Regions from separate parts of the Homo sapiens genome. Here all the other regions are linked to region 2. The links are chromatin loops, found by intact Hi-C in ENCODE. Cell type or tissue: mammary epithelial cell. All regions are shown on one strand. Region 1 overlaps CERS6 (ceramide synthase 6). Region 2 overlaps LOC105373734 (a long non-coding RNA gene). Region 3 overlaps NOSTRIN (nitric oxide synthase trafficking). Region 4 overlaps ABCB11 (ATP binding cassette subfamily B member 11). Region 5 overlaps CERS6 (ceramide synthase 6). Region 6 overlaps CERS6 (ceramide synthase 6). Region 7 overlaps CERS6 (ceramide synthase 6).

Region 1 (4,000 bases), 430 kb after region 2:
AGGCTGAGAGAGAAAAATATGTGCAGTATCTCATCCTCCCCCTGTACCAGGCCATAGCTTTGAAGTGTATTTTGTAAATTCAACTATAGGTTAGTCAGAATGCTGTTTTTCGTTAATTAACTTAGCCTGTGTTGATATCTCCTCCTTCCTGGTCACATTCAAACCTTCCCAGAGTACAAAGGGGTATGTAGAAAGGATTCCAGAAGAAGTAATACTTTATTCTCTAATGTTAATAGCTTTTCTGGATCTCTTAGTAGGGGGAAAGTAGAAAATCGAGTAGAATTTGGCCTCAGGTCAATAAATGATATAAAAACATGTGTTCTATTTATGTATATATATGTATGTTTCTCCAAAAAGTGATAAAACCAAAATATCACTGACTCATCCCTACCCATATTCTTTTCATAAAACCCACTCACCAGGTACAATAGAAACTTCCCTCCTTGTTTGTCAGCCTCCTGTTCATGTTCCCCACACACCTGAAGGTGGTAGAATCTTTTCAGCCTCTTAGCCAGTGAGCTAAATATGGCTAAGCACAGGTCATAAGAGCACCTAAGGCCAGCATATAAGCCAACTACAGTTCACCTTTCCAAATTTGGTCCTATGGATGTTGAGCATAGGGAAGCAACTCTCAGTATTTTGGATTATTCAAGTGTATGTGGTAAAAATGCAGATGATTGCTGCTTTACCCCAGGGTTTATTAGCATCCTACTTCTGCTGGGCTGCATCATTATATAATGCCACAGGCATCTAGTCAAGGTAAAGAAGCCAGAAAGGTTAGGCAAGAAGTGAGATAAAATCAGATCACCTTTGATCAAAATGGTTGGTGAACCTCCACATGTCCAGTTCTGTTGCCAAACTTTCCATTCAGAGTATTTGGTGGAGTTTGAATTTGAGCAAACTAAATGCCTTCATCTTAGGTAGAAAGGGCCTGAATCTTCCATTTTATATTCAAACCTCATTGTTATTTGGCCTAAGTAAAAAGTCAGATTTCATTTCCATTTACCTGAGTTCGCTTTAAAGAGCTTTTCAAAGAGAGCTTTATAGACACCCACAATTGTCCCCAATCTCTTCATGATGTTGCATTAATAGTTGTTTTTGTCCCTTTCTTGGAAATGTTAATGCCAAAGTTGCCTGAACATTGGGCGGTTTTCTTAATTTGAAGTATAAAAATTATAAAGAGTAATTCCAAAGGTATTAAAAGATTGTTTAACAGTATGTGTGGTGATGTCATTATCTCCAGAGAGGCTTCAAGAAATCCTTTGGAAATAAAAAGTTAAATGTTTACATTTCATGTGGTATTTCAGGTCTTCAGGTTCTGATTAGCTTACTTTTTTCCTTTGTCTTTGGCTGATTTCTGCTTTGTAGATAAATAATAATAGCCCTGAGATGTTTCTAACATTTAAATAAGAAAAAAATCAAATCGAAGTCAGCCTGCTGGAAAAGTGATCACATGGCAGTTGCAGTAACTTGTATGGAAAGAGAAAATGCAATGAGCCCAGTTACTGCACTTGCCACTACCATGCTGTCCATGGAAGGAATAATCAGCAGTTCAGTTGTCACAAGCCGCCCTTGAAGAAAACGCAGCAAAATATTTTAAAATGAAGATATTGCAGTCCCCAGAGCCAGTGAAGGTTTCTTTTGGTAAAATGAAATTGTGCCATTGTCAAAGTACCCCGTAGTGATGAGCACTGACTGGTTCACTGGCCACATTTTAGTTCTTCATAATAATAGGCCACAAAAGGGCTCTGTGGTTTGCCTCCATGTGCACTGGCCCCTCCCCACCCCTAGGGGGCACTCAGTAGCTGCTGAGAAGGCCTGTCCACGAGGCTGTTGGAACCCCTCCAATAAATACTTAGAGGTAGTGTATCTGATGCTTGTTTTCGTGGAGAAAATTGTATTGGAGAACTTAAAACATCACGAATATTTTTAATAGGATCCGCAGACACCCAAAGGAGAAGCTTGGTCTTTTCCAGGTATTTCCAACTTGAGTTCAACCCAAAGCCTTTGAAAGGAATGCATTACCACATGACCACATGCTGAGACCCCATGGGGTCTAACACGGGACCTAAGAAAGTCTCTGCAGCCAGATAGTACATGGTGTCTCCACAAAACTAGGCATTCTGGAGATTGCCCAGAAAGGGATGTGAGGGGACCGTTAAGATCTGTCTTGCTTATCTCATGCACTCACATTCCTTCAGCCTCCTGGAGTTCCTGATAAAAGGAAGCCAGGGTGTGGACATTTTTTAGCTATTGATTTCCCAATAGCTTGTGGATCAGTTGTACACCCACACTTCCTTCTCTGCCTAATTCCGTTTTTCTGGAAAAAGTAGTATGCCCATGTATGTGTGTTTTTCTTAACACAGGTCCATGAAAGTTTGGCTTCCTGGTTTGATGTCTGTTGCGTGGCCTGGAAACCAGGGAGCAGCAACTATTGAGATGGTTTCTGTGTTCAGTGAAAAATTCTATTTCATTGAGACAATTTTTTCTTTATCCACAGTAATTTTTTGACACTGTCATCATGAAACTACCCTTAGGAAAATAAGATTACCTGCAAAAAAAAAAAAGAAATGAGTTATGGAATAGGAACAGTTATGTGATGATTCTGAAACTTTAACTTAGAGCTTCATTACTTTAAGAATGGAAAACAACCTCTGAGTTTGATTTCCCAAAGTTTCATAAAGCCCCTAAGCTCATGATTTTCATCAACTCTTTGCCCACATAGTCATTTACCTCCACAGCCGTTTGTTGTCATAGAAGGGGTGGTGGTGTTTGGATTTGATTTTTTTCAACTTGCAGTGAGAAATAGGATAGGTGACAAAACCTTACTTGTTTTCTTAAGACAATTCAGTGCTTGAGCATCTCTGTCAGAAATGGAATGAAATACTGTTAGCCAATTAGAATTATTTTATGTATTGTTATTGTGTTTTGCTGATTTTTATATGAAAATATAATTATTCATTCTTGATCTCTGGAAGCAATCATTATTATGAGGATCATTTTACTTTGGAAACACTTTCATAATAAAGATAAGTATTAAGAGTGCAGTGTAAGTGCCCTTTACTGTAAATGCTAACCAGCTCGTGTGGGTAAAACATCACATCTCACCTGATGAGGTTAATAAAGGCTCACATCATCCCAGTAGATTGTTACAAGCCTCGTCAACTCCCAGTATCATTGTGATCATTGAGAAAGTAATGTTACGTTAACTTGGATAGACTGTAGTATCTCTTTGAAAATTAAGATTAAAACCTCAATGCTAAATTTTATGTAGCACTTTATTCTGGAAAACATGGTTTATAGAGATCATCTGAAATATATCAGGTTATGCTTATTTTTAAAAAAATTTTAAAAGAGGCACCTAGGATAAACACCCAAAGCACAACACAAAACTTCCCTTCTCTGTGTATGCACCCCTCATCGGAGTTTGGCCCACATCATCTTCTCTTGGTTTGTACCTCACTTTGCTAGAACTTCTCTCCATCTTTCTCTGTCTTTCCTGTGAAATACCTCTCTCAATCTGCTCTTCTGCTCTAAGCTTAGGTCTTCTAGTACTCAAAAGCCGTAAAAATAGCACTGAAATTCAACCAGACACCCCACCACTATCACAAGTATTATAAAAAATAAAGCAGATACCCTATTAAAATCTTATAAACATTATAACCACCCCCAACAATAGAATAACTCATGCTGATTTCAAGCATGAGTTATTCTAATAAGTTAAACCACCAACATTCCTCTGAGACACAAAAATACAGACTATGAAAAAATATACTTTTTTGGAATCCATGAATTCTTCAGTTCTACAAAACATAGCATAATCTAATGCTATAAGCATCTGTCTTAGTCTGCTTTCTGCTGCTGTAACAGAATACCACACACTGGGTAATTTATAAAGAATGGAAGTTTATTGGGCTCATGGTTCTGGAGGCTGGGAAGTCCAAGAGCATGGTGCTGGAAACTGGTGAAGGTCATCACATGGCAGAAGGTGCCACATGGG
Region 2 (4,000 bases):
TCTTATGCCAGGATCACAGTTAATTAATTAATTAGATTAATTAACCCCCAAACCAAAAAAAAAAACAACCATTTTCAAGGAAGTAATACATGTAAAATAGCTGATACTTATTTGCTTACTAACACAAATGCACAAATTGGTGGAAGTTCAGACTGAGGTACTGGTTTAGTGGAAGGAGGAAAACAGAATACTTCCAGTCACTGGATTTTTCTAAGTGCTGGCTACTTTAAGTCAAACTACTCAGATGTCTAGGATCTGGCTTTCGTTGACTGTTCTGAAGGGTCTTTGTTAGTTGTACGTCAGTGGAAAAGAGACTGAGATGATGGTATTTGGTTGGGATGCAGCAGTCTCAACAACCCAATCCAGTCCTACCTCAACCATGTGTCACACTCCTAGCCGCAGCTGCCCATGGAACAGAGAGCAAAGCCAGGCCATTGCATGCATTTTATTGCCATGAGGATTTCATCGCCATCCTCAACACAGATCCCAGCTGAGCTATTCTGGACCATGTTGATGATGCTTTGTGCCAAGGGTAGACATAGACTGAAGGAGGTGTGCACCACGGAAAGTAGGCTGGCAACTTCTTCTAAAACAGCTTCCAATTCTCTGTGCTCCAGCTTTCACCAATCCAGTGTTGAGGAACAGACAGCCTCTCAAGCAGATGCAGCCCTTCCCCAACAACCCACCATCCTCAGGACTCCTCTTTGGAGAAGCAGCAAGGGAAGAGGTAGTGCAAGGAGAGTGGTGAGGAGTAGCTAGAGGCTCACAGCTTCTTAGCTGGGACCTCCGGAGTCCTCCTGGGTGATGGTTGCTAGAGAAGTGAGCGGCAAGGTGGGGGACTTAGTCTCCTGGTTTTTAAATCCCAGGTTCTTCTGAGGAACCCCAGAACAACTTCCTGCTGTCTCTAATTCCTCCTCCCTACAGCTGACTTTGGAATTGCTTGGCTTGGCGTTGTTGACATGATAATAATTATAGTCATTTTCATTAATTGCTCCCTATTAGAGCCTAATTGCCATGGAGTACAATAAAATTATGCACATCATTCAATGTGCCATATTAACTTCAGATTTTATTCCATTATAACAGTAGATTTGGTTCACTTTTACATATTACTGCTCACACGACTTAGTTATATACACTTTTTTTTTTTTGATAGACAAAAACAAACCTATTTCAAGTAGCCAAATCAGTGTAACCAGCAGGGGAGCCTCACGGGGGACTGGGACTAAGAAAAGGGAAGTTGTCTTTTTTCTGTGCTTCCCCTTTGTTCTTTTCTCTTTCTTCTGGTTATCTTTTTCTGCCTCTCCATGCACGTGGCAGCACATGCTCTTCCACAGTGGGCTCCTGATGTTTGATGACCTCCATTCAAGTGACAAGCCTAGACTGATGGCTATTTTCATTCTGCTTCCAAATTCCCAGGAGAAAGTGTCCAAGTAACTCAGCTTGGTTGATTATTTCTGATTCAATCAAGTGTGGTCAATAGGATGGCATGACAGTTCAAGAATTTCAGGGGCTCCCAACCTACGGGTGGTTGGGTGTGTGAGGGTGGTGGTAGAGAAGATCTCCAGTTTGCAGGGGTCCCCATGGTTGCGGACCTGTACCAGTCTGTGGCCTGTTAGGAATGGGATTGTACAGCAGTAGGTGAGCGGCTGGTGAGAATGAGCATTACTGCCTCTGAGCTCTGCCTCCTGTCAGATCAGCAAGTGACATTAGATTCTCATAGGAGCGTGAACCCTATTGTGAACTGTGCATGCGAGGGATCTAGGTTGCACACTCCTTATGAGAATCTAATGCCTGATGATCTGAGGTGGAACAGTTTCATCCTGAAACCACTCCCACCCCGACCCCCTGCCTGGTCTGTGGAAAAATTGTCTTCCACAAAGATGGTCCCTCGTGCCAAAAAAAGTTGGGGACTGCTGCTTTGAGGCTTTCTGTAAGGTGGGGGGTAATAATGCAGAGAACCTGTCTCTTGGGGTGGTGGTGAGTGCTGCAACTGGCATTATTCACAGGGTACTTTGCACAGTGCTGGCACATAGAAATCACTGAATATAATGTTTACCATTATTGCTGTTATTATTATCTCTTTGGGTCCTTAAAACATTTTTTCAGGATTTTTAGGTGGGTATTATTTCAAAATCCATAAAATACACCTAAAGATTTATATGAGAAGAATCCAAAAATCTCAGGGAAATCATATGAAAGAAATTATTTGTTTTCCTCAAATCTCTGAACGACAGTTTAAACATTTTCACACACTAGATCTAATTTTGGAGAGCTTGGAAACCTGGCCTGTAAGATTTCACTAATCCAGGAGGGGGCAGGCTTCCCAAACACAAATGTCCTCTGCTGAGGAGCCGTGGCTCCAGGAGAAACAAAGGCGCGTCGGTGAGAGCCGTTTCAGAAATCTAGTATTACCTTCAAAAAAATGTAAGAAATCAAAAGCAACTGGCCTAGAAGAATCCCTGGCTGTGTCATCCAGAGGCACCTTGTCACCTGCCAGGCCAGGTCGGCTGTAAGCTTGTGAAGTAAGCAAAAGAAATTTCCCGTGTCCCCACCCACTCCTATCTTTGCTTTTGTTTCTGGTCCTCTGCCCGCTTCCTGCCTGTGCCTTCCTCATTAGTCTTTGTTCCCCTCTCCCATGACAATCTATCTTTGGGAAAAATAACTGTGATTTAAATGTTTATAGAAGTAAGGATCCTAGGAATATTAGGTCGCTTCAAACACTTTCAAGCGCGTGATAGTCACTAACAAGGGAACTAGCCCTACCAGGACTAGTATTAAGAGAGATGGAGGATTCGTGGCTTAAAGCAAGGGCATTGAAGGTAGATAGGGCTGGGTTTCAATCCTGGCTTTGGTGATAACACATTGCCAGCTCTGTGACCACTTCCCAGCTCCTTTACCCTGGGTAAGTTACTAAGCCTCTTTCTCCTCATGTGTAGAAGGAGGGTAGTGTTAGAACCTATCCCAGGATTTCCTCAGGATTAAAAAGGAGTGTGCATGTCTAGTACATAGTATTTGGCACATAAGACATATCAACTGTAGTTGTTATTATAATAAAAGTTTTATTATAGTGATATGACGTTAATAAATTATTACAGTAATATAATTTTTTATTACTTTGGTTTTTTTTTATCATGGTCCTATTTTATACCACACATTAGACAATTTCTGGTGTATTACCTTTAGGTCTGAACTGGAGGAAAAGGATACATTTTAAATGAAACATGACATGTTAGAACACAGAAAAAAATGAGCGGGATGAAGTTTCTGGAAACTCCTATAAAAATTTGTTGAAAGAGTTGTGGTCATTGGAACTGAAAAGTATGAGAATAAGAGCTTAAGAGCATGCATCTTGAAATGCAGGAACGGCTGGAGGGAATCCCGAGGGGCCTGGACAACCCTAATCCTCTAGATCAGGAAGGTTTTGCCCTTGTTTCTGTTAGTTGCCCAAGGGGAATTACTGCCCCCACCTCAGTTTATGTTTATTTCTCAGTTTAGAGGTTTTCAGAACCAATGGAATGACAGACCCATGATTACAAACTCTCAAGGGAAACTTTTCCCCTAGAGCCCAGACCACTGAGATAGAAAATCACCTTTATTGTCTCCCTGAGCCGATGGGTGCATTTCCTGATTCATTCCCTCACTCTGAGTATAGCCCTTCTGAAGACCAGGATTTCTGCAGGGGTTGCAGTTCCAACACCCAGCATTCTGTATCTCCAGGCCTCACATTCTGCCCTGGCCTGAGCATTCTAATCCAAGCCTCTAGGTGGCCAAGCCAGGCAACTCCCACCCTGAGTGGCTCTAGCATACATGCACGTACTCACTGCTCTGATTTTTCCTTCTCACTTCATCTTTGACTCCAGGAACTTTCTTTACTTTCTTCCAGCATTCAGCCATGTCTTAAAGGAGACTTGTTTTACTGGATCCAGAATTTCTGATTATTGTGGAGCTACATGGTTTTTGGATTGTTTAGTTGACCATACACCTAGAGGCAGAAATT
Region 3 (4,000 bases), 500 kb after region 2:
CACATAGGAGATCCAAACAACTGAGCAGAATTTGTTTTACGTATTTGTTATGAGGCATATCGATTCTGCCTTTTAAGAAGCAAAACATTTGATAGGCTATTCTGTGTCTTTAATCCTTTATCTGGGAGACAGAAGGGCAGACGGCCACATTCAAATGACTGGTGCCTGCAATTTTGTGAAAGCCTCAGGGGACTGCCAGCGTAAACCAATCCATTTGACTCCCATTGACATATGAAAATTGGGCAGCTTCAGAGGCAACTAAGAAGATTGCCATGGGGGCGTGGCTCCAGGCTTCCAATCCAAATGTCAGGACACTTGATACAAAAGCTAAAGTTGCATGTGATTGGCACAGATGTTCATAGTTACTGCCTGAGCCTTTTACTACTTTCATTTGCAAGCAGTGTTCAAATGACTATATACCAAAAAACAAAATGTGGTATATGCATACCATGGAATATTATTCAGCCAAAAAGGAAGGGAATTCTGGCACATGCTACAACATGGATGAACCTTGCAGACATTATGCTAAGTGAAATAGCCAGATGCAAAAGAACAAGTAGTGTATGATTCCTCTTGTAAGAGGTATCAAGAGTAGTTAAATTTGTAGAGACAGAAAGTAGAATGGTGGTTGCCAGGGGATGCAGAGCGTAGGAAATGAGAAGTCGTTGTTTCATGGGTACGGTTTACTTTTGCAAGATGAAAAAAGTTTTAGAGATGAATTATGGTGGTGTTTGCATAATAATGTGAATGCACTTAATGACACTGAAATGGATGCCTAAGGTGGATAAAATGGCATGTCATATTATGTAAATTTTACCATAATTAAAAGTATAAAGAAATTTAAAATAATTTTAATCACCATATACCATAGATGAATTAACAACACAGGGATATAGAGGAATACCATACTGAATCAGGCCAATGGGCTCCTGTAGGAATTTCAAGAGGTGAGCAAGGAGAACCCAGTGATCTTTGTGACTCTCCATTCTCACCTCTCTTGCACTGCCAAGGGCCTTGAGACATACCCATCTTTCTTCTTCCCTATGGTCGTGTTACCCACCAACTTCTCCAAAGCCTTGTTCATGAAAGATGATTGCTGGTGCTCTTTGTGGGATGCAGGAGTTGGGATGGTGGGTATGAGAGCAACTGAGCTGGACTTCCCTGGATAAAAGGATGAATGCCCAGGCCTTGTATTTTTTCTTTCTTTCTTTCTCTTTCTTCTTTTCTTTTTTTTGAGATGGAATCTCACTCTTTTGCACAGGCTGGAGTGCAGTGGCATGATCTCAGCTCACTGCAACCACCACCTCCCAGGTCCAAGCGATTCTCCTGCCTCAGCCTCCTGAGTAGCTGGGACGACAGGCGCCCGCCACCAGGCCTGGCTAATTTTTGTATTTTTAGTAGAGACGGGGTTTTGCCACGTTGGGCAGGCTGGCCTTGAACTCCTGACCTCAGGTAGTTCACCCGTCTCGGCCTCCCAAAATGCTGGGATTATAGGCATGAGCCACCGCACCTAGCCAGGCCTTGTTTTTACAAAAAAAAAAAAAAAAAAAGATGGGAAGAATTTTGTCTTGGACACCTGCCATCTCCATCAAAGCCCAAAGTCCCCTGGGCACATACCCAGCAGCCTTACACTGCCCCCACATGGCCTTGGAGTCTCCCTGAATACTCTGCCTGAGCCAGCCTTCTCTAAGAATGCTTAGTTGCTAAAGCTTTCTGCCCCCTGTAAAACCACCAGTCAGCAACTCAGTTGGCATGGGTCCAATAAGTAACATTTTCTCATTTTTTTTTTTTTTTTGAGACAGTTTCACTTTTGTCACCCAGGCTGGAGTGCAGTAGCATGATCTCGGCTCACTGCAAACTTCACCTCCTGGGTTCAGGCAATTCTGCCTCAACCTCCTGAGTAGCTGGGATTACAGGCGTGTGCCACCATGCCTGGCTAATTTTTGTATTTTTAGTAGAGATAAGGTTTCACCATGTTGGCTGGGCTGGTCTCAAACTCCTGACCTCAGGTGATCCTCCCACCCTGGCCTCCCAACGTGCTGGGATTATAGGCATGAGCCACTGTGCCCGGCCTCTAAAATGTTAATAGCTAACAAAGCAAATGTGATTCCCCTCACTTTCTTATTTACCCTTCCTACCTAAAAGTCATAAGTCTAATAATGAAACTTCTGTCATCTCACACAAAATAAAGAGGCTATGTGTCTACCTGCAAACAGCGGACTCTGACTCCCAGGCCTAATTTTAGGCAGAATTATAAATTGGTCAGACTTTGGGATTCTTCTCTTGTCAAATAACCTCCTTAAACAGAGAATTTGTGGCCTGTCATTCTCTTCCCTGCAGACTAGCAGAACGCCTTGAATGTACTATAAACAATTCTAAAACTATTGGGTGTCTCAATGCATTTCCAAGACATGGATATGGGCTTTCCTGGGCTTCACCCTCTGGAATTCTTCCCAATTTTTTTTTTTTTTTTTTTGTAAAAACAAGGCCTGGCTAGGCGCGGTGGCTCATGCCTGTAATCCTAGCACTTTGGGAGGCCAAGACAGGTGGACCATCTGAGGTCAGGAGTTCAAGGCCAGCCTGCCCAACATGGTGAAACCCCATCTCTACTGAAATTCTCTGGAATTCTCTGGAATCCATGATTGTGTCTCAAATGCTTCCTTTTCTTCTTTTCTCCCCCTTCCTCATAAACTTAGGTAACCCACAGCATCTGCCTATATGCCTTTTGGGTCAAAAGAGCCTGGGGAAAGTGTGTGAGTGATTTAAGATACCAAGACACATTCCTTCCTGGAAATCTCCCTCCACTATGGTTTGGATATGACATAGTCAAGAGGCTAATCATGAGACTTTGTTCAGTCTGTCTTCAGGTGTGTCAGTGTTTGATGAGTGACTTCCATTTTGCATAACAACTGGCTGATCTTACCCCAATTTTCATTCTTTTCAGAGCATTCTGGAGCTGGAGAAGGAAAGAATTCAACTTTTATGCAATAACTTAAACCAGTACAGCCAACATATTTCTCTTTTTGGCCAAACCCTGACCACAGTGAGTAGAGATGATCTCTCCATTTCTGGTATGCCTGGTAAGAAGGGGCAGAAACCTTTCTTCGACAACCTTATTCTGTTCCCCTTGGCATTGCAGTGCCACACGCAGATTCACTGTGCCATCAGCAAGATTGACATTGAAAAAGATATCCAGGCTGTAATGGAAGAAACTGCAATTTTATCTACAGAAAACAAATCTGAGTTCCTGTTAACGGATTACTTTGTGAGTATGAAATGGAAAAAAAAAGTTACATTAATGGAGAATCTTAGGTACTGAGGGACTTACATTGAAAAAATTGAAAGCAAATATCATGTTTTATCAATGAAAATGATTTCTCATACCCCATATAAATTTAAAAAACCCAGCATTCTAGTTTACAAACTGTACAATGGAAACATGTCTTTGGTATTTTCTAGAAGTAAAGAAAGTCAAGCAGGGTTTTAAACAGAATCTTCATATTCGGTCTTCTATAAAAGTAGTGCCAGGCAGACATGTTTCAATGACCTATAATTAATCACTGTATATCACGTGGTGCTTAAATTGGTTGTCTGCACAAATTGCTGTGCAACAAATTACCGCTCCCCACCCCCACCAAAATAATGGCTTAAAACAAACATGTATTATCTCATAGTTTATGTGGGTCAGGAATTCAGTTGTGTCTTAGCCAGGTGTCTCTGAACCCCTCCCAAGGCTGCAATCAAGGTATCAGGTTGGGCTGCAGACATCTCCAGGCTCTTCCTCCAGAAGACTCACTTCCAAGCTGACTCACAGGGCTGTTGGCAGGCCTCCAGTCCTCGCTGCTGTTGGTTGGAGATATCATTTTCTTGCCATGTGGGTCTCTCCATGTCTCAGCCTACTCCCCGCAAAATGAGTGATCAAGACAGACAGAGCCAGAGTGCCCAAGAAATTATAATCTCTTGTAAGCTAATCTCAGAAGTGACATCTCATCATATTCTA
Region 4 (4,000 bases), 570 kb after region 2:
TCTGGACTCCCTTCTGTTCTGGTGATGTATCTTTCAAATCTATAATAGTTTCAGTATCTATTGTTTTAATTTTTGTAACTGTACTGCATTTCTATCCCCTTTTCATCTTAAACTTTATTTTTTTCAATGAAAGATATATATGTACATAAATCTTTTAGCAGTTTCTTTCAGTATTCACCTTCATCTTTTACAATAAGATGTTTTTATTGTAAAACATCTTATTTGTTTAAATGTTTAACTGTTTAGTTTCCATTATGAAATATGAGGACCACAAGGATCCAGTTCTTTTTTTACCCATGTCCTATCCCATCCCAACCTACCCCACATATTTTCTTGTTCCTTTCATAATCTATCTATAATTCTGCTTTAGATCAGTATTAAGCTTTTACATTGATGTGACTTTGTAAATAACATTCTCAGATGAGTCATAAGGTAAAATAAAAATATATTTTCTTTTTGTGTAACTTTTCTTTCCACCTAGAGCTAATAGCTAAAAATCTCCAATCTCACTCTCTTTGTCTTCTATTACGCATTGCTAACTTACCCTCAAACTCTAGCAGGGGGTTCTGTCTTCTCTCAGCATTCAAACCCACCAGGCATTCTAGCAGCACCATGTTTTTCTGGGGGACATTCCTCTCAGAACCCATTTCCCTGCCTCAATCTAGCTGACTACTTCCTCTGGGTACAGCACACCTGTAATCCTGGGATCTCCTTCCTAATCATCCTGGAGATTCCCAGCACCTCATTCTTGAGTTAGGTCATCTGTTCTTACATCCCATATCTTCCTATTTTTTTTATCTGTGACCTTATTTTTTAAAAAAAAAGCCCCCTTTTGTGGCTTTCTGAGAAAAGATGGGGAGTAGAGGTGTTGAGACCTGCATGACTGAGAATGTCTTTAGACCTCTCTCATTCTTGAGAATAGCTTTGCTACATATAGAATGATTCCCCTTAGAATTTTGAAGGCAAATCTTTATGAATTTTAGTTTCATTGTCAAGAGGTCCTATGTCATTATAGTTCTTTTGTGTGTGTGTGTGTTTTGTTTTGTTTTTTGGTTTTTTGGTTTTGTTTTTTTTTGAGACAAGGTCTTGCTCTGTTGCCCAGGCTGGAGGGCAGTGGCGCGATGTTGGGTCACTGCAGCCTCAACCACCTGAACTCAAGCAATCACCCCACTTCAGCTTCCCGAGTGGCTCATGCCACCATGCCTGGCTAATTTTTGCTTTTCTTTTTTTGTTAGAAATGGGGTTTCGCCAGGTTGCCCAGGCTGGTCTTGTACTCCTGGGCTCAAGCAATCCTCTTGCCTCGGCCTCCTAAAGTGCTGGGATTACAGGCATGAGCCACTGTGCCCAGTCACATGATTATAATTCTTTATCGATTATATGTCACACATTCCTCCTTCTCTCCTGGAAAATATTCTCCTTTTCCCTCATTTTCTAAAATTTCATACTGTGCCCAAATAGGATTTTTATTTATTATATTCAGTATTGGGTGAACTCTTTCAGCTTGGAAATTCATATTCTTCAATTGTAGGAAATGATCTTAGACTATTTTTTAAAATAGTCTAAATTTATTTTTTTAAATAAACTCTCTTGAACTAGACTATTGACTAATTATTGCACCACCTGAATTGTTACCCTCAATTTTTTCTTTTCTTATTTTTTCCTACTTTTCATCTCTATCTTTTTGTTTTACTTTCAGAGAAATTTCCCCAACTTTATCTTCCAATCCTTCTATTTTTTTTTTTTCCTGTTAACTTTTATTAACTGGGGTTATAAGGAGAGTCTGGTCACAACACACATTATGAAAACATTAGGAAATTACAGAAGGACTTGCAATAAGTTTAAACAGAACAAATTAAGCCAACCCCTTGGTCATCTGAGAAACAATAAGGTAAAATTGCAGAGACCAAATCTTTGTCAGCGATAAAGGATACAGAATAAAAACGTAGACATCATCGCCCCCTGGTGTTGTAAAATAAACATGCAATGTTATTTATTTATTCATTTTTGAAGTTGTAATCTTCTCCTTTGTCACTGAGCCTCAATTATTTCCCCAATTTCAAGCCCTCTTTAGACAATCTTTTCCCTGTCATCAATAACTTTCAAGTATCTTATTTGAAAATATAATTTGTACTAATTCCTCTTTCAGACTCCATAAATTCCTTTCCAGGAAACTGGCCACCTCCCAGCACAAGAGCCTATGCTCTTGCTCTTTGAAATGCAAACCAAAACAAGAGCTTTAGTCTTTCATCAAAATTAGAGGATTAGCATGCATTTATTGCAAACCTTAATTTCCTCTAAAAGGCATCTTTACTCTGCAACTTACTCGTCATTGCCATTTTTCATAACCAGAATGCATTCCTTCACCGTCTGCCTCCTGACTTGGCAACCATCAAGAATTCTGGCCTGACCAGTTAACTTGCTAAACCATCTTTGCTGTTATATACCAGGAAACACTGGAAAAGAGACATAAATAATATACCTCCATATCCTAGTGTCCTGGCTTAATTTATAGGCAGAATTTCGTTTGTTGGCTAAGGGAAGAAAAACCATCTACGTAGAGTGAGCTTGGGAGGAAGCTGGAGTAGGGAGAAAACATGATGGCAGGATAGGTTGGTGGGAACCGTGGGTGCAGTCCTGCTCCCAAGGTTTTCATTTCTGTGACAAGAGCTCTTTTTTGTATGTTCACTTTTATTGATTCCTGTTTTTATTTAAATAGATGGAAATATGTTCTCTTGACCCATTGAACACATTTATTACCATTTTTTGAGTGTTTTTCTAATCACTGCATTGGCTCTGTTACTTCTAATTTCCTTTCTCCAGCTGCCCTATTGTTGCTTTTGCTTTATATGTTAAAATACTTCCTCAGTGTCTGGTGGTCCTTGGAAGTCAATTCCCATGCAAGGAGGAGACACCAAAAAGCCTGGGGAAGCTCTGATCGAGTGGGTGCTTGTTGGTTGACAGGTGGGCTTCATAGAAGGGTAATACGGCTGGAAAATTTTCTTAGGATTCCAAGGACGGAGTCCTTGACCTCTTTTCTTTTTCTTTTTCTTTTTTTTTTTTTTTCGCTCTGTCGCCCAGGCTGGAGTGCAGTGGCGCGATCTCGGCTCACTGCAAGCTCCACCTCCCGGGTTCACGCCATTCTCCTGCCTCAGCCTCCTGAGTAGCTGGGACTACAGGCGCCCGCCACCACGCCCGGCTAATTTTTTTGTATTTTTAGTAGAGACGGGGTTTCACCATGTTAGCCAGGATGGTCTCAATCTCTCGACCTCATGATCCGCCCGCCTTGGCCTCCCAAAGTGCTGGGATTACAGGAGTGAGCCACAGCGCCTGGCCCGACCTCTTTTCTAAGATTGGCCAATTTCCCCAGAAAATCATTCTTCAATCTCCTGCCAGAAGAGAGGGGCTGGGAGTTCTTCTGTTCATACACAGCTTTACATTCAATCCCCCTGTCTCTTGTATGTTAGCTGCCCCTTCAACTTCATCTTGTGTCTCTAAGTGCAAACCTCCCTGTGAGCCTCCTCAGAGAGGGAGTATGCAGTTTCTCGCTGGAACTGGGGAAAGGCAGCCATCCTGCTGCAGGCGGGGCTCTGCAATTCTGTTTCCATACAGGCTTTTGGTCCATTCTTCTGTCTTCAGTCCCTCTGTCCCCTTGTCTCCTCCTTCCAGAAGGATCCAGTGTTTTTACATCTTGAAACTTTCTAGGGGTCTGTGGTACAAAACAGGATGTTTCTAGGCTCCCCCAACTAACAGGTTACATTTTTGTTTTCTCTCATCTTGTAACTCTATTATCAATTGTCCATTTGCTTTCTGGCTCCCAAGATTTTGCAGGTGGCATCACTGTGTTTTCTTCATTCTTGTAGATTCCTGCCGCCTTTAGTTCTATGTCATTCTGTGGTGTTTTGAGGGAGCAGGGGCAAATGAGTGCTTTTCTGCCATATTTACTTGCTTTTTTGTATAAAACCTTATGAAACTACAGCAAAGTAAAATGCGCTATTTTCAT
Region 5 (4,000 bases), 350 kb after region 2:
GAAATCCAAGGAAAACAGTTCTAATCCCAAGCATTTGGGGTAAGGGATACACAACGTATATTGTGTTATTTTTGTACATTATATCATTTAGTCCTGACAACAAATCAGAGGTCCAGTTTGATTATTTTATTATTTATGCTTATTTTATGAATGATGAAACTAAGCCTTACATACAAAGTGCTCCTGACTGAAGACATGGTCTTCTAGTCTTGTTCTTCTCCAGTAACCCTTAGAACCAAAAGTCATGTCAGCCAGGACGTTTTCCTTTGCTCTCGTTTTTGCCACTCCGTATACCTTCTTCCTTAATGTCACTGACAAACTTACAGTTCCCTCTCCTTTTGCCCACTCTATTATGTAGTCTCTTAAACAGTCTTTCTATCTAAGTAGTCATTCTTGTTTATCTGCTGCCTAAGAATTATGTTTCTAAAACCTTCAAGACAAAGTTCAAATACGTGGAGGATAAAATGCAATGTCTTAATCCAATTGAGCTAATACAAAAAAATGCCAGATTGACTGAGTGGCTTATAAAATCTATTTCTCACGGTTCTAGAAGGTGAGGTGCCCCAGATCAAGGCACCAGCAGATTCAGTGTCTGGCAACAGCCCACTTTCTCATAGATGACAACCTTCTCACTGTGTCCTCACATGGTGGAAGGGGCAAGACAGCTCTATGAGGCCTCCTTGTGAAAAGGCATGAGTCCCATTCACAAGGGCTTCTGCCAAAAGGCCCCATGTCCTAATACTATCACTTTGGGGGTTAGAGTTTCAATATATATATTTGAGAAGGACACAAGCATTTAGTCCCCAGCAAGCAAGATATGTTCGCCTTTGCACCCCCATGACTATCAGTGTAGCTGCTCATCGTGGGAATCAGTAAGTTGAGGGTAAATGAATAAGCAAAATCAGTTCCTTTACATTATGATGGAGCACAGTACTGTAATGTATCATTTCTTGGTTAAATCAGTAATCTGCTAAGTTGCAAACTGGTATCCAAGTGGCAGCTGAAAAGCGTTTAGGAGTCTGTGGGCCTACTACTACCCAAGTCCCCTGTCCCCACATATGCTCCTTCCACCATCCTACAGCAGTGGCTTACTTGGCTGGCAAAAAGCTATCTTTTCTGACTTGTATGGCTACAGGGCCCTTAATATGGTATATATCAGCTGATTCTCAGAAGTAGGTGGTCCCTGTCAAAGCGAGCTTGGGCATAACAGATGACTCTTTGACACCCGTAATTTGTGGTTCCCTTACTCATTGCACCCAACACTCCGAGTTGGTTTCTGAAATCATTTACGGACTCTTTAGTGATGGTATGTCAAGGGAATCTCTTCTGTCCTACATGAGGGAGCCTTCTTTGGTCATGTAGTGTCAATACATGTAGACTGATTATTTTCTGTGTGCCAGGTACTGTGCGAGGCTCATGTTGCATTTATTTTCTTTTTTGAGGAGACCTTTTGTCCAGGTAGTCACGTAAAACTCTTATATAACAGAGAGCTAGAACATTCTTCCTTTTTTTTTTTTTTTAACTTGGGAGAATTGATGCACAGAGTGAGTTTATGTAAGTTTCTCAAGGCCATGCAATATAGGAATGAATTAGAGGCTAGGCTTACCAAGCAGAGCCCTGTGATTCACTCTTAGATTAGACACATACATAATCCTTGCCTTGCCATGCTCCTGACATTACAGGTAGTTAGCCTTTAACAGCTCTTTGCCATTTTATCAGTCCTTCTCTTGCTTAGTGAGAACTAGAGGTGCCATCCAGAGTCAAAAGCAGGAATAGCTGTCCTTGGCTTCCAGAAGCCTAGTCCTAGTAAGACATTGCTATACCAAAAGTTACCAAGTCCCTGCACTAGCTTGAGCTTTCTCATCACATGTGGAATGTGGCTTTGCAGTGAGCCAGCAGGGCTCAAAATATCTTTATTGCTGTATTAGTTTGTTTTCGCACTGCTGTAAAGAAGTACCTGTGGCCAGGCATGGTGACTCATGGCTGTAATCCCAGCACATTAGGAGGCCGAGGTGGGTGGGTGGATCACTTGAGCTCACAAGTTCAAGACCAGCCTGAGCAACATGACGAAACCCTGTCTGTATAAAATATACAAAATTTAGCCAGATATGGTGTTGTGCACCAAGTGAGCCAAGATGGCACCGCCGCACTCCAGCCGGGGTGATAGAGCCAGACCTTGTCTCACAGGAAAAAAAAAAAAAAAAAAGAAAAAAAAAAAAAAAAAAAAGAAACACCTGAGACTGGGTAATTTATAAAGAAAAGAGGTTTGAGGTTTAATTGGCTCACGGTTCCATAGGCTGTGCAGGAAGCATGATACTGGGATCTGCTTGGCTTCTGGGGAGGCCACAGGAAACTTATAATCATAGCAGAAGGTGAAGGAGAAGCAAGGCATGTCTTACATGGTGGAGCAGAAGCAAAAGAGAGGGAAAGGTGCCACACACTTTTGAACAACTAGATCTCAAGAGAACTCACAATCCCGATGACAGCACCAATGGGGGATGGTGTTAAACGATGAGAAACCGCACCCAGGATCCAATCACCTCCCACCAGGCCCCTTCATATTTGGGGATTACATTGCAACATGAGATTTGGGAGGGGACACAGATCCAAACCATATCAATTGCTTTAAGCCAAATGACTGTTATCTCAATAATTTTCGTAGGTGAATTATTTTGGGGGATTGAAGTGTATCATTTTGTATTACTTTAACATATATAACATCAGTGGAAAACACCTGTAAAAGGGATAATTTTATAGTAAAGTTTGTGGAATTGATCCTAGGCCTGTATATATTGTCAGTGTTTAGAAATCGATTGTATATTTTTTGCTAGTCAATATGAATAGCATGTTTTAGATAGGTAGCTCCTCTTGTCTTCTGCTGGTCAGATTAGATTTGTACATTCCTGATGCAGCTGGTTTATTCTTGTTTCTTGCACAAAAATGGGAATTTGGCCGCTACCAGGCATGCTTACTCCTTGGCACAGGTTTTCATTAGGAAGGCCTTTTCCTCTGCTGCCATCTCTCATTAGGGAGCTGCAGTGCTTGCTTTTCCCCTTTGCGTCTTGCTGAATGGCCCCATGGGTCCTTGGCAGTTCCATCCTTATTCCGCCTCCATTTGGAGGACCTGCTGTTCTAGCCATTAGTGAGGATTTATGGCACATTCTGTCTGCCAGATGCACTCTCCACCTTCTGTATTGGAACTATTAACTGAACCCTCTAAAAACAGCCTGCTTCCTTATGATGGGATAGGGATGTTTGAAGACACCCATTGGCAATACAGTATGGAAATCAACTTCAGAAGACGTTCATGAGGTTGTTAATAGAAGAGTTATCACAGTGTTTCTTTGGCTCCCATATTAAATAACAATGAGTGTCAATGGCCATTTTCAAACAGGGACCAGGATTTATAAACATTGGCTCCAAATGCATGCCTCAGACTTCTAGAATCAGTACTTTAAATAGGTTTGACAATCATTTATTTTGATTTATTGGGTTCACGAATTTTTCTAAAATGGTTTTGTATTCATAAACTCTTCTTTTTTGGCACCTTTTTTTTAAATTGCTGTATTTCCATATAGAATCTGAAGTTTAAAAATGAGGGGAGAACTTTTCATCTTCATGGTGACAGAACACATTGCCTCACTTGTAATCATTTCCAGAGTTGGTACTTATTTGGTCAGTGATGAGAAATACTATTAATCTTCCCAAAGGGAAGATTAGATGAAAAATAAAAGATGTTTAAAACATCTTTTATTTCCCAAGGCTTAATTTTTGTTAAAATTGTATCCTTTAGCACCTGTTCACAATGAACATTTCTACTGCCATCTAAAATTTCCAAAGGAAGCTAATAAATATTTTTGCGTTGGAGCTCAGAACAGCTTGCTTATGTCTAAGCCCTATGTCCCTTTTAACTAAGCTGCTGTTTGGCTTCAAGGCCTGGGCCTTTGGCCAATGAGTTCTGCTCATGTTCAGAGTCCTTCTCAGGGAAGCATCCCTGGCA
Region 6 (4,000 bases), 410 kb after region 2:
CAGTATTGTGGAGAATGTAAGCTACAGCCGGGGTGCAGTCTTGTTAAAAGGAAGGAAATTGGAAACATCGTTCTCAGCCTTGTAATAGCCTTGATGTTGACCAAGATGTTATTTAAGCCTGGAGCTTTTATTACCTTAGGAAAACCAGCACAACGAGGGTTGCTTGTAATCATGACTTAATTACCCGACTTTCAGGTTTTAAATGCCCACTTTTTTTGTTCGGAGTGAATTTTAAATGCATTTCTATCAGCATCTACTTTAAAATGGACAAAACGTGCTAGCAGATTAGTCATCTTAGGTAGAATCTACTTTCATTTATGTTTTGTGTAGGTCAAATGAACATCCATGCCAGAGAAACGCACATCATGAAATACACTGAGGTCTGTCTGGGAAAGCAAAGTCAAGACCATTCAAAAGCTCTGAAGTAAACCACACCCTAATTTTGACCACAAAGTTCATTTTACTTTTCAAGGTATCGTCACTGACATTCTGTAGCACTCCTTAAAGTGAAGCCCTGACTCTGTTCCTTAGAGAAGAAATCTTGGCTCTGGATATTTGACTTGGGTCTAATTATTATTGTGGGTTTTTTTAGAGATCATTCCAAAAACATACAACCCAAGGCTCAGATAGAACTCTTTGGTTAAGGTAGGGGAGGAGCGGCGGAGGCAAATTTGCGGTTACTTGACATGGCCAAGGGCCATGGTATCATCAAAAACATGCACCTGTAACCCATTCATACGGTAAGATCACCTGGGCCATTGTTATCGTCTTATTACCATTATGTGCTGCTGCCTATATGTCACTGGAGTATTTAAGATGTACAGGTCTGAAAGAATGTTCATCTAATTTTACATATTACGGAGAATGGATTTAAACTCTTACTTGGAAGTCGCATGAGAATGGGGAAATTGAGCATTGGAGGTAGGTTTTTTGGAGTAAGATGCCAGTGAAGGTCTTTTTACACTGCGCTCTGTGACATTATGAGACTGCAGTCCTCAGGTTGCAGGGTAAAGCATAATGCTTTAAGTCACAGTGATGCTTAGAATGCGAATCGGTACGGCCTTAAGTATCTTCTTTAAGACTCCCTTGTGTTTGCCTCACAAAAAAAAAGATTGTGAACTGTTCTGCATGAATGTATGCATCCCACACACACATATCCCTTATGTCTATGATGATCAAAGTTAAGATGAAGAACCCATAAAAGATAAGAATGAGCTGAAGTAACTACAGGGCATGGCCAAATTAAATCTTAGATTCATTAAAATCACCCACCAAGGCTAAGATATTGGGGTGGTCACAGGTGTATCAGGGCATCAGCAGTGAAATGCATGGAGCACAGCTTTGCCCTGTAGGTGCATTTCTGTCAAATGCAGGATGAAAAAAGGTCAGACTGATGCCTCTTCATTCATTTGATGGGATGCCCATTCATTTGATGGGATTTTTAGAATGAGGGGTATAACCTGTAGATCAAGTGTTTTCTGTACTGGGACTCACCCTTGGCAAAAGGTTTGGGCAGAACAAACCCGCGTGAGTATGTACTGTTCATGCATGATATGCCATCTAGTGGTTAAGTGAGCCTAACATGAATGAAAAGAAAAATGGTCTCAGGTCCCTTCTGCCTCTATACTCTCCATTAGACAACAGTAGAGGTTCGATGCTATTATTTGGAAAGAAAAGAATTTATTTTCTTAGAAGCCATAGGTTGAATACAAATTCATCTGTGACCACCCCAATTGCTTAGCCTTGGTGGGTGATTTTAATGAATCATAAGATTTAATTTGGCCATGCCCTGTACTTACTTTAGCTCATTCTTACCTTTTATGGGTTCTTTATCTTAACTTTGATTATCATAGAACTATTATACAGTTCTTTATTATGTGTGTGGGGGATAAACACATTTATGCAGAACAGTTTACAACTGTTTTTGTGAAGCAAAAACAAAGTAGTCTTAAATAAGATACTTAAGGCCATACCCCTTTGCATCTAAGCATCTAAGGAGAACCCTGATATTATAGTAATTATTAAAGCCAAAAGCTGTACGTTGTGTGTGTTTTTTTTTGTACATATGTGTTTTGTTTGGCCCACAGGGTACTGTCTTCCATTTTATTTTATTGGCGTATAATTCCTATATACAATATAGTGCAAAAAATCTTTAGTATATGGCTCGATAAATTTGTATGTATGTATAACCCACGTGATCATCACCCAGATCAAGATACAGAAGTGTCCAGCCTCCCTCAGATCCCCCCAACCCCAGTCAGTCCTCCCTCAAAGACAACCACTGTATTAGTCAGGATTCCCTAGAGAGACAGAACTAATAGGAGGTATATACAGGAGTTTATTAAGTATTAACTTACACGATCACAAGGTCCCACAGTAGGCTGGCTGCAAGCTTGAGGAGCAAGGAGAGCCAGTCCGAGTCTCAAAACTGAAGAACTCGGAGTCTGATGTTTGAGGACAAGAAGCATCCAGCACGGGAGAAAGATGTGGGCTGGGAGACTAGGCCAGTCTCGCGTTTCCCATGTTTCTGCCTGCTTTATATTTGCCGGCAGCTGATTAGATTGTGCCCACCAGATTAAGGGTGGGTCAGCCTTCCTCAGCCCGCTGTCAAATGTTAATCTCCTTTGGCAATACCCTCACAGACCCAGGATAAATACTTTGCATCCTTCAATCCAATCAAGTTGACACTCAGTATTAACTATCACAACCACTGTCCTGAACTCTGTCACCATAGGTTCATGATGGCATCATTAAAGTACATACTCCTGAAGTACCTCCCAGAAATAAGATTCTATAGTCACCATTTTAATAGTTTGCCCAAAAAAAGAACAGTTTCCTCAATTGTAACATTCTTGGGCCAAACAAAGGCTCTTTCCTGGGTTTACTGTTTGTTTATTTATTTATTTATTTATTTATTTATTTTTTTGAGACGGAGTCTTGCTCTGTCGCCCAGGCTGGAGTGCAGTGGCGCGATCTCGGCTCACTGCAAGCTCCGCCTCCCGGGTTCACGCCATTCTCCTGCCTCAGCCTCCCGCGTAGCTGGGACTACAGGCGCCCGCCACCACGCCCGGCTAATTTTTTGTGTGTTTTTAGTAGAGACGGGGTTTCACTGTGTTAGCCAGGATGGTCTCGATCTCCTGACCTCGTGATCCGCCCGCCTCGGCCTCCCAAAGTGCTGGGATTATAGGCGTGAGCCACCGCGCCCGGCCGGGTTTACTGTTTATTAGAGTCCAGGTGTCATATGTTCTCTCTGTTCCCTAGTATAAATTCCTACTATATTGTTTTTCTTACCATGCTTCTCACTGAGAGATATATCCGTTTGGTGCACTGATTGTATTTTCTCAAGTGTCTCTACAGGAAGCCAAGTCGATTTTCAAAGAAAATCCCATTACTTTTGAGCAGCATCTCAAAAGTAATCAGAGGTGCCACTGATTGTCATGGCAAAGCCTATAAATCCTGATGCAGTGTTTCAGAAATTAATGTGAATGCCATGTCGCCAACGACTGTTCTGACATCCTGTTCAAATTAAGCCAAGCGGTAGCATCAGTCCTAGCATCACAATGGCGAGAAAGCTTCTCAGTCTATAATCCAGCAAAGGTTAACTTATAATGAATGGCATAATGCAGTCATTGTTGCTATTTACACAGAACCTCTTTCTGTTCAAAGGGAACTAAAGTTTCTCTGAATATCAATATGTGTAGTATGTCAAGAAGCAGAGCTAGTTTTGAAATAAAATTATTCTTATTATTCCAGAGCTTTCTTCTTCATATTTATTGGATTGTTGGATTAGCAAACACGTGGTCAATCAACAAACGTGTCTAGCCAGCATGTTACTTCCAGGTGTCTTGCAGGGTGCTGGAGATAGAAAAGTGTAAGGTGTGTGAGTCCTCCCACACCACCACAGAGTTGAGCCTTGTTGTCCCCCTGGCCTGCAAACTGATGTTTAAAGAGATAACTGCTTCTTCGGATAATAAACAAGGCAGGAATATAGGCATTATCC
Region 7 (4,000 bases), 360 kb after region 2:
TGTAATTCAGGGTGCAGAAGAGTGACGACCAGGAGCCTCTTCTTCCAGTGTGCTGCAGAGGGCTGCAGCATTACAGAGAGCCACGCGGTGCTGCTGGTCTCGGGCTCTGGGCACATAAATTCGGGTCCTCAGGAGTCCCACCTCTCTCAGGAGGTCTTGGTGGCCCTTGGGAGGTTTGGTCATTCAGCTTCTCATGGGGAGTTTCTCTCAAGTCAATTCTAGGGGCCTTGGGAAAACACCCACTTTGGCCGTTTATAGCTCTGTCTCTCTCCCTGAAGTCGTGAACTCCTTCACTTTCCATCCCCATAAATATAAACAAACCCGTTCATCTGTCCTTCCCTTTGGCCTCCTGAAAAGAGGCACCCCTTCCACTCAAGGCTCACCCTTGCACCTTTGTTCTTTTTGTTTGTTTGTTTTTTGAGACGAGTCTCGCTTTGTCGCCCAGGCTCGAGTGCAGTGGCGTGATCTTGGTTCACTGCAACCTCCACCTCCCGGGTTCAAGCGATTCTCCTGCCTCAGCCTCCCAAGTAGCTGGGACTACAGGTGCGTGCCACCACACCCGGCTAATTTTTAGTAGAGACGGGCATTTCACCGTGTTAGCCAGGATGGTCTCGATCTCCTGACCTTGTGATCTGCCTGCCTCGGCCTCCCAAAATGCTGAGATTACAGGCGTGAGCCTCCGCACCCGGCCGCACCTTTGTTCTTGATCCCCATCTCTTCCTGTCTTCCAGGAGTAGACCTTGTTCTGTTTGTTAGTCTGTCACTTATATGTGTTTTCCAAAGTGTCTCCTCTTTCCTGCCTCCTTCCTCAGAGTCATTTTCCTCACACGTCCGTTTCTGAGAAGCAACCTGCTATGGTAGTTAGATACCTGAGCTCTGGAGTCACACAACTGGATTCAGAGCTGGCTTAGCCCGTCCTTACTGTGTGACTAGAGAAAATGATGTGGCATTCCCGTGCCTCAGTTTCTATGTAAAATAGAGTTTCAAAGTCATACTTGCTTTATAGGGTTGTTGTTAAGAATAAATGACAGTGTCAGAAAGAAGAGCCTTTGGCACATGAGAATTAGGCAAATCAGAGTGTAAATAGGAATTCACCAGGTAGTCAAGGTGGGATGGGGCCAGGAGCCAAAAGAGGAGAAAACGCAAGCATCACAGCCAGAAGAAAAAAAAACAAAAACAAAAACAAACCTGCATGGCCAGAGGTCTGCATAGAGACAAGAAGCAGCTTCCAGGAAATTCTGCAGCTAGAATTCTGTATGTTTGTGAGGGGTTGGGAGTAGGAAGCTCAGGCAGTTGAAGAAAGAGGAGTTAGAATGTGGAGGATAAGGCTGAGGATGATGACAAGAGTTCCCCAAACCCCTCCTGACAATTTACATGCCATCCCAACCTGGTTGACCTGAAGAAGACTTTTTCCATCTTCTATCTAAAGCACAAAATTGAGTCCCTGGTTACCCATTGTCAATTTAGGCCTCAAGACCTTTATAGTAAATGGATGATGGCTTTTGAGTCCTGGGATGTTTCTGATTTTAGTAGAACACAATCTGCCCCCTACTGATCATTCTGGATGTTTTCAGCCCGAATGGGTTTATTTGATATCATAAAGGGTATTTATGTCTCTGTTCCAGGGGTTATTGCAACAACAAAAAAAAAATGGAGAGTTAATTCTGCTAACCCTTGCATCACTTAAGACTGTTAGGTTGAGTATGTTTTAAATGTCTCAGAAGTGACCTTTCCCCATTAAAAGCTGTGCAAACTAGTGTGATTGAGCCAAGGGTAATTTAAACAGAACCCAGAAGGTGTGTCTAAAGACTTTCATCTCCAGGCACTTGTGATTTAGCAAGGCTCGTAGTGATAGAGAGCTTCTGAGGATCTAAAGTTCAATGAATAGAAAGACATATGTACAATTAAGAAAACTATCTACATCATTTGAAAGCAGAGTGTATTTGGAGAGTGTGCTTTTGATGGGGAGAGGAAGGGAGGCATGAAGGAGGACTCCAGGGCATTGGAAATCAAGCTCCATGCTCTGGCCAGGCCCATCAGAAGCTAACCAACAGCACTATCTTACTGTTTTCTATTGTGCAAATAAAATTTTATTGTGTCCTTTTCCATGGTGATAAAATAACTAAAGATTAAATATTAACTAAATAATTCACAGTAGACAAGATTATGAGTTCTTGATCTTGAAATGGGGCCATAAATGTTGCACAGGAGAAAGATTGGGTAAACTCTGCTTATACAATGGTTATTTCATTTCTATATGTTTCTAGAAGCCATAAAGTAATGGCACATCTAGCAGTAGAGAAAATAATACTGAATCCAAAGAAGCATCTTACTTTTAAAAGCTTGTGAAGTCTCCTTGGTTTTCAAATTGTTTTAAAGCTGTGGTTATACTTGATCATGAGAATTTTGATGGTTCTCTTTCTTTATAGTTTATCTGAATTTTGAGAGTAATATTGAATGGATTACATCCGGACAGCTATGAAAATTAAATCTCTTGACACATTTTTTGGTCTGACCCAAATGTGTTGAAGTTAGCCACGAGCCTATGCCATTGCCACATCTTAGATAATATGACTTTTCCAATATGATGCTTTCCCATATGTCCTTTGATGTGACTCTAAGGCAGGGCATAAAGCTTTTCTGTAAAGGACCAGGTAATAAATATTTTAATTTTTGGGGACGTGTAATCTCTGTTGCAGCTTCTCAGCTCTGCCACTATAGCAAGAAAACTGCCATAGACAATAAGAAAACAAATGGGCGTGGCTGTATTCCAATAAAACTTTATTTGCAAACCCAAATATGGCCATCTGGCCCTTTGCCTATCTTTGCTGTAAAGTAGGATAGCCTGTTGTGCATATTTGATGAACAGTGGGGATGTCAGATTTGAGAATGGCTAGTAGAGATAATTAAATCACATCAGTATACATTTTAAAAACATTTTGATAGTAACCACAGAAAATTCAACATCTTTAAACCAATTAATTTCATGGCACTTGGTGTTTTTAAAATGAAGTTTGTGTGTTACAGTTATCCCCCTCAAGGACCTAAATGTGTATACATTTAGTCCAAAGGGAGAGAAATCTATAATCTATTGGGAAAAAAGTGTTGAAGTAGATTCAATTCTAGATCTAATGTGAATGAAGTTTTATTCACAGACTGAATTTTGGAGAAGGGAATAATTGATTCCTTCCTGCCAGGACTCCTCCACCTTATAATGGAACAAACATTTCCCAAATAAGTCACAGTTCTTCATTCCTTTCCAGATTTTCCTGTAAATATTTATCTTAGGGTGCATAGGCTATACATAAGAAAAAAGTGAGTTCTAGTTAGAGTTTCGAAGAGCCTTATGTGAAATACCTTTCTTTAAATGGTCCGTTTAACCAGCTCTCTTATAGTGAGCCAAAATTCAAAGCCAGTTGAAATAGAAAAACCAAATAATTCGTGGGAGATTGTACATACATTATGTGAACTCTTCACATCATAAGTTGGTAAGAGATGGTTATGATTCTCCTCAAATTGCCTACTGGGGAGAGACCCAGAATCAACTGATTTCTGTAAATCACCCCAAATATACTTTTATTATTTAGCCATTGTCTTAAGACCCTACACAATTTTTTAGTCCTTTATTTCTTTGTTTTGTTTTTTAACCAAATTATTAAAGCTTTAGAAGTTGTACTGCTATTTATTCTAGAAACCACCATAAGACAGGACAAAGCAGCAAATTATTCTGATGTGAATTTCTGGTACTACATTTCATTTTTGCCTTAAGGACGTATTTTGTGATTTATTTGCACACATTAGTTTTAATATTAAGATTGTTAGTATACCATTTGGGGGTTTTGGTTTTCTTTGTTTAAGAGGTTTTATATATATTCATCCTGATCATCAGGACTTTACCCATCTCCAAAGGCTGAGAAGCTATTATATTTTTATATTCCCTTAATGGAAAAGCTGCTTATGATTATTCTTGGTGTATGTAAATTTTGTCTGAAATCCTCAC

The links. A loop is a pair of places that touch in the nucleus more often than their neighbours do. Peaks named below come from ENCODE experiments on the same cell type or tissue, not always from the same donor. Only the 100,000 strongest peaks of a DNase experiment are listed, where the experiment ranks them.
Region 1: it touches region 2 in a loop (8-fold over the local background); 14 of 110 quality-filtered maps call a loop at or near these places.
Region 3: a loop joins it to region 2, with 23 times the contacts of the local background. A loop is called at or near these places in 8 of 110 quality-filtered maps.
Region 4: a loop joins it to region 2, with 13 times the contacts of the local background. A loop is called at or near these places in 91 of 110 quality-filtered maps.
Region 5: a loop joins it to region 2, with 9 times the contacts of the local background. A loop is called at or near these places in 81 of 110 quality-filtered maps.
Region 6: a loop joins it to region 2, with 14 times the contacts of the local background. A loop is called at or near these places in 97 of 110 quality-filtered maps.
Region 7: a loop joins it to region 2, with 8 times the contacts of the local background. A loop is called at or near these places in 58 of 110 quality-filtered maps.

What each region holds. Positions count from the first base shown.
Region 1 is chr2:168,772,088-168,776,087 of GRCh38, forward strand. It overlaps CERS6 (ceramide synthase 6), which reads left to right. Exons shown (of 10, transcript NM_203463.3): 10 at 1-3,047. CERS6-AS1 (CERS6 antisense RNA 1) reads right to left here. Exons shown (of 3, transcript NR_045787.1): 2 at 2,734-2,864; 3 at 1-2,551. Among named protein-coding and RNA genes, the nearest start is that of CERS6-AS1, 12 kb to the right of the region's middle. In mammary epithelial cell, a CTCF peak has its summit at 1,796 (motif pointing right); no DNase peak of the experiment used is centred here.
Region 2 is chr2:168,344,498-168,348,497 of GRCh38, forward strand. LOC105373734 (a long non-coding RNA gene) reads right to left here. Exons shown (of 6, transcript XR_923559.3): 4 at 3,821-3,985. Among named protein-coding and RNA genes, the nearest start is that of STK39, 99 kb to the left of the region's middle. In mammary epithelial cell, CTCF peaks have their summits at 2,306 (motif pointing right) and 3,762; no DNase peak of the experiment used is centred here; H3K4me3 peaks cover 505 bases; H3K27ac peaks cover 640 bases.
Region 3 is chr2:168,848,140-168,852,139 of GRCh38, forward strand. NOSTRIN (nitric oxide synthase trafficking) reads left to right here. Exons shown (of 16, transcript NM_001039724.4): 9 at 2,945-3,043; 10 at 3,140-3,265. Among named protein-coding and RNA genes, the nearest start is that of SPC25, 40 kb to the right of the region's middle. In mammary epithelial cell, a CTCF peak has its summit at 1,652; a DNase peak (open chromatin) is centred at 3,822.
Region 4 is chr2:168,918,816-168,922,815 of GRCh38, forward strand. ABCB11 (ATP binding cassette subfamily B member 11) reads right to left here. Exons shown (of 28, transcript NM_003742.4): 28 at 1,966-4,000. Among named protein-coding and RNA genes, the nearest start is that of G6PC2, 20 kb to the left of the region's middle. In mammary epithelial cell, a CTCF peak has its summit at 1,964 (motif pointing left); no DNase peak of the experiment used is centred here.
Region 5 is chr2:168,696,049-168,700,048 of GRCh38, forward strand. The region is part of intron 6 of CERS6 (ceramide synthase 6); the gene reads left to right. Among named protein-coding and RNA genes, the nearest start is that of CERS6-AS1, 88 kb to the right of the region's middle. In mammary epithelial cell, a CTCF peak has its summit at 1,761; a DNase peak (open chromatin) is centred at 1,853; H3K27ac peaks cover 349 bases.
Region 6 is chr2:168,757,848-168,761,847 of GRCh38, forward strand. The region is part of intron 8 of CERS6 (ceramide synthase 6); the gene reads left to right. Among named protein-coding and RNA genes, the nearest start is that of CERS6-AS1, 27 kb to the right of the region's middle. In mammary epithelial cell, a CTCF peak has its summit at 1,558 (motif pointing left); no DNase peak of the experiment used is centred here.
Region 7 is chr2:168,704,207-168,708,206 of GRCh38, forward strand. The region is part of intron 6 of CERS6 (ceramide synthase 6); the gene reads left to right. Among named protein-coding and RNA genes, the nearest start is that of CERS6-AS1, 80 kb to the right of the region's middle. In mammary epithelial cell, a CTCF peak has its summit at 1,556 (motif pointing left); no DNase peak of the experiment used is centred here.